2 separate regions of the Mus musculus genome follow, and region 2 is linked to region 1. The links are chromatin loops, found by intact Hi-C in ENCODE. Cell type or tissue: heart. All regions are shown on one strand. Each heading gives the region's core, and the rest is flanking DNA. Links, peaks and the distances in the headings are about the cores only.

Region 1 (2,923 bases), core at 184-2,683:
GAGACACATACATGTATACATATATAAGCAAAAAAAGAATCACAGCAGGGCACGGTGGGGCACACCTTTAATCCCAGCACTCAGGAGGGAGAGACAAGTGGATCTCGGACTTGGAGACCAACCTGGTCTACAGAGAGAGTTCTACAACATCCAGGGCTACATGGAAAAATTCTGCCTCAAAAAAATAAAAAATAAAATAAAAAAATTAAAAAAATAAAAAGAAAGCCGGGCGGTGGTGGCGCACGCCTTTGATCCCAGCACTTGGGAGGCAGAGGCAGGTGGATTTCTGAGTTCGAGGCCAGCCTGGTCTACAAAGTGAGTTCCAGGACAGCCAGGGCTACACAGAGAAACCCTGTCTCGAAAAAACAAAAAACAAAAAACAAAAAACAAAAACAAAAACAAAAAGAAACAAAAAATGACTGATAAGGCAGGTATAATGGCACACATTTTAATCCTAGCTCTTGGAAAGCAGAGGTGGAAATATCACTGTGAGTTCCACAATAGTGTGGTGCAAATTCCAAGCCAGCCAGAGCTGCAAGAGTACAACCCCTCTCCCTGCCCGGCCCCTCAGGCACACACACATACATACATACATACATACATACATACACACACACATACACAGAGAGAGAGAGAGAGAGAGAGAGAGTAAAGAAAAAAGCAATAGTTCAGCAGTTAAGAGCATTTGTTGTTCCTGCAAAGAACTAAGATTCAGTTCCCAGTACCCACATGGTGGTTTATAACCATCTATAACTCCAGTCCAGGGGATCAGATTCTCTTCTCGGACCTTGGAAGGTACCAAGTACACAAACGGTACTCATTCATAACATTTACAAATAAAATGAATAAATCTAATTAAATTTTTTGTTAAAAAAAAGTAAGAAAAAAGAAAGAAAATGTTATGTGTTATTGCACTATTACATGAATAAGTCATAGCAAATCTATAAAAAGAGTTACATAACAAAGAGTTTCCTTTAATCTAAAGTGGAAATGTGATGAATATTACTTTCAAAAATAGAGAAGAGAAAGCCAGGAAGTCACTTTCTGATGAACCAAGCTGCTGATCCATTTGATATGAATTTTCTTCTTCTACAATAACAAGTATTAAAAACCTGATTCAGGAGGCTAGAGAGAGAGAGAGAGAGAGAGAGAGAGATGGCTCAGAGATTAAGAACACTGGCTGCTCTTCCAGAGGCCCTGAGTTCAATTTCCAGTAATTATATGGTGCCCTCTTTTGGCCTGCAGGCATACATGCAGGCAGAATATTGTATACAAAAAAAATAATAATAATAATTCTTTTCTTTAAAAAAAAAAAGCTGATTCAGAGGAGAAAATACTAGTTAATAAGTATGCAAAATACCAACTTGCATTTTTCTGTATATTAGAGTATGAAGGCAGGCCTTGATGATAGGAAGTCTAACAGTCTAACATTCTTCTTTCTTTTTCTTTTTTTTTTTTTTTTTCTTTTTGGAGGCAGGGTCTCTCAGTGATCCTGTACCTTGACATTTTAGATACACTGGCTGCTCAACAAGCCCCCAGGATCCAACTGTCTCCACCTCCCAGGACTGAGGTCACAGACCCACCGCATCTTGTCCAGTTTTTATGTGGTATTGGGGATCCTTATGCGTAGGTATTTACTTGTTGAGTTACCTCCCTAGTCTCCATTTCTCTTTTCTCTCAGATGAAAAGGAGGCAGGGAGGGAAAGAGAAAAAAAACATAGGCATCCCAGCTGCAAAGATAGCTCTGAGGTTAAGGGCAAGTGCTTGCTGCTCTCCTCTGCTAAGATGGGAATAAGAAAGAGTAGTTGGAGTGAATATGATTGAAATGCACAATATGCATGTACAAATGTGTCATAATGAAACCATTATTACATATAACATGTACTTATGAATTTAAAAATGTTTATAAATAAAAGTTCTAAATAGACCTGCTGCAGTGAAGTAATTTAATTCAGTGCTGCCAACATTTGTCAAAAAGCATTAATTATCCACCTTATGACTAGGTAATTATTCCCTCTTTAAAAAAAAAAAAAAAGATTGATTGATTGATTGATTGATTATCTATGTTCTATCTGATGGCCAGAAGAGGGCATCAGATCCCATTACAGATGGTTGTGAACCACCATGTATTTGCTGGAAATTGAACTCAGGAGCCCTGGAAGAGCAGCCAGTGCTCTTAACCTCTGAGCTATCTCTCCAGCCCTATTCCCTCTTTAAAAAAAATTATTTATTTAATGTATATGAGTACACTGTAGCTATATAGATGGTTGTGAGCCTTCATGTGGTTGTTGGGAATTGAATTTAGGACCTCTGCTCGCTCCGGTCAGACCTGCTTGCTCCAGAATAGGGCATCAGATCTCATTACAGGTGGTTGTGAGCCACCATGTGGTTGCTGGGATTTGAACTCAGGACCTTTGGAAGAAGAGTCAGTGCTCCTACCTGCATGAGCCATCTCTCCAGCCCCCCCCCCAATTCCCTCTTTATACTGATAAAGAAAAGTAAATCCTTCAGTATATCTATTATCATAGACTCTAAGTTTCTAAAAATCATAAAAACTATATTTAATAACAGCGTTCAGGAGGCAGGATTTAGAGTTCAAATTTGATGGCTACATAGCAAGACCCTACCATTTAAAAAAAAAAAAAAAACACAACAAGGGCTGGAGAGAGCACTGACTGCTCTTGTGAAGGTCCTGAGTTCAAATCCCAGCAACCACATGGTGGCTCACAACCATCTGTAATGAGATCTGATGCCCTCTTCTAGTGCATCTGAAGACAACTACAGTGTACTTAGATATAATAATAAATAAGTCTTTAAAAAAAGAAAAAAAAAAAAAAAGCTGGGCAGTGGTGGCGCATGCCTTTAATCCCAGCACTTGGGAGGCAGAGGCAGGCAGATTTCTGAATTCAAGGCCAGCCTGATC
Region 2 (2,923 bases), core at 286-2,785, 160 kb before region 1:
TTTATATACTAAGTATTTACTTGTCAGTTAAAAAAATTCAGGCAGTTAGAACAATTTTGTTACTTTTTTTTTTTTTTACCACAATGAAATGATACACTTTTAAAATAAAGAAATGCATTTGACCAATAGGTCAGTAAGTGTTGGTGACCTACTATTTGGGTTACTTTTCTATTGCTGTGATAAAACACTAGCCTCAGTGGGAGGAGATGCACCTAAACCTGCAGAGACTTGATGTGTGCCAGTGTTGGGGGATACCTTGGGTGGGGCATATTCTCAGAGGAGAAGGGGATGGGAGATGGGAGAGGAATTCTGTGAGGGGGGGATGAGGTGGGAGACAGCATTTGAGAAGTAAATAAATAAATAAATAAACCGCCTTGATCAAGCAACCTGTAAAATAGAGTGTTCTATCTAGGATTCAGAGTTGTAGAGGGATGGAGTCCATAACCATCACTAAATTGTGCTTCACTTAACAATGCCTAAAATAAATCACTCAGGATCAGACTCTCAAAGTTGGAGCCATTACCAGCTACTGAGCCGTGCTGAACTGAACTGCCTTCTTGCCTTCTACGAATAACCTTTCTGCAGGCCCATGAACGTGTCAGTTTGGTTCAATGTTTTCCTGGCGGTAATCAATCCTGTGTGCACAATGAAGCATAAAGTAAACTAAATAAAGAGGGCATGTGACTATATCCAAACTCTCTGTAAAGTATATACGATCCTTTCCATAAAAATTGAGAAAAACAAGCTTAAGTTCAGTGTTGTCTCTGGTCACACAGGTCACCAAAGCTATCAAAGCTCACCAGATTAGAAAGCATGTCTGCTTCAAAAAGGATAACAGGTATTCCATTCTTTGCCTTGAAAGAACAACCCTGTGTTCTTAACATTCCAGGCCCCCTCGTGCTTATCTGTGAGCATAGAGATCTCTGTGCCCCCACATATCCTACACATACCAAGTGAAGCAATTCCTTATGATAAACCTCATGTAGGTGTAAGCATGCAAGTATATATAGAGGCATTGACTACTAAATTCATTGATTATACAAATAACCAGAAATAAGGGAAATATGTGGAATTTGCAATGTCTTTACAAGTAAAGTCATTGACAATAATACTTTCCTTTCTTATTAGGAAATGACTTTATTTCTTGCAATTAAATCCACTTTTGAGGCTTCTTAGTAAGATGGCCATGCAGAAGGTGGTTCCAGGGGATCCAGTAAAAGAAAAGAGTCAGAACAAGAAAAAAAAAAGCTTTAATACAGAAAGAAGGAGAGAAGGAGCTTCAAGAATTTACAAAGGTGGCATTAGGATATGTGAAAACTACAGGAAAAAAAAACATAGGGTGATATGTTGATAAGAAGTAACCCAAGGGCTGGTGATACAAGGGCTGATGCTTCAGTGACTAAGAGCATTTGCTATTCTTACAGAGTACCAGCATTGGGAGGCTCACACCTGCCTGCAGCTCCTATTCTGGCCTGTGTGGTCACTAGGCTTGTAGGCACAACATCGTTTTCCATGGGTGCCTCCCTCCCTCAGGGTGATTAATACACAGATCCTCTCTTCAGTCTTCAGGGCAGTGGCTACTTCTCACAACTTCGATACATCAGGAGGCACTCCCACTTCCAAGCCCCAGCTAGAACAACAGTCAACTCAGTGGGTAGGAACCTGCCGAGACTGCGGAAAGCTAAGTGTGCCAGCAGAGGTCACTGACATGCAAAGAAAAGCTACTAAAGTGAAAGGAGCTCTTGTGGGACACAACATTCTGTCAGACTCAGTAGCATCTTAAACCAGAGGAAAGACAAGATTCCACACGTCACCAGACCCTTTCCTTCATTCCATGCACGTAACCCTGTCTTGAAAAATCAACCAATGAACCAAAGAAAGAAAAAGAAATTCTTTTGGGTGTGTGCCTGAAGAAATCAGCACACTTAAGACATGCTTGCTCATTCTTGTCCACTGCTGCACTATTACTAGGAAATGGTACCATTCTATATGTCTATCAACAGATAAGTTGATAAATGTGATCCTTACATACAATGGAATTTTATTTAGCTGTGCAGAAGGTGAATTAAAGTTGCTAATAGAAAAAGGTATGCTTCTGGCAGTCAGTGTGTTAAGCAAAATAACTTGGATTCAGAAACACAAATTCCACATCATCTTGGGATGTTTCTTTTAATTTTCAGAACTGGGGATCAAACCCAGGCTTCTAGAACACTAGGCATGCACTTTATTGCTGAATTATACCCAAGCTTATTCTAGAGTGATTAATAGGATCTCTCAAGTCCCTGGAAACTTATTTCTCTAATAAGAAAGACCATATGCTTGTTAAACACATCACAAATGCTCAACAGTAGTAATACAGAGCTGGGAATGGAACAGATGCTCATCAAATGTTCATCCAATAACCAAGTGAATGATACAGATGTAATAGCTGCTTCAGTTACAGAGATACTATATTCTGGTGTAAAGAAGAGCAACAGATCAAAGAACTAAAAGTTATTTGAATAAGCTGGGTGGTGGTGTCACACGCCTTTCATCCCAGGACTTGGGAGGCAGATGTCAGTGGATCTCTGAGTTTGGGGCTGGTCTGGTCTACAGAATAAGTTCCAGGACAGCCAGGGCTACACAGAGAAACCATCTAAAGAAAGAAATTCCTTAAATAAAGTGATGGTGCATTTAATCTATTCAAAGAATAAGTAACAATATGGGGTCAATACACACATTGGTAACCCCTTTCTACAATCCTTCCCCCACCCCTGTTCTCCTTTGAGCAGGTGGGGTACCCCCTGGGTATCCCCTCACCCTGGCACTTCAAATTTCTGTAGGCTCTTTCTTTTCCATTGAGGCAAGACAAGGCAACCTAACTAGAAGAACATATCTCATGTACAGGCTTTTGGGATAGCCACACTCCAGTTGTTCAGGACCC

Evidence for each region. Peaks named below come from ENCODE experiments on the same cell type or tissue, not always from the same donor. Only the 100,000 strongest peaks of a DNase experiment are listed, where the experiment ranks them.
Region 2: it touches region 1 in a loop (5-fold over the local background); 10 of 42 quality-filtered maps call a loop at or near these places.

The regions. Positions count from the first base shown.
Region 1 is chr5:137,790,039-137,792,961 of GRCm38, reverse strand. The region is part of intron 1 of Zcwpw1 (zinc finger, CW type with PWWP domain 1); the gene reads right to left. Among named protein-coding and RNA genes, the nearest start is that of Zcwpw1, 3.7 kb to the right of the region's middle. In heart, for the core only: a CTCF peak has its summit at 1,234 (motif pointing left); no DNase peak of the experiment used is centred there.
Region 2 is chr5:137,950,155-137,953,077 of GRCm38, reverse strand. It overlaps a transcript of Gjc3 not described here. Among named protein-coding and RNA genes, the nearest start is that of Gjc3, 11 kb to the left of the region's middle. In heart, for the core only: a CTCF peak has its summit at 1,681 (motif pointing right); no DNase peak of the experiment used is centred there.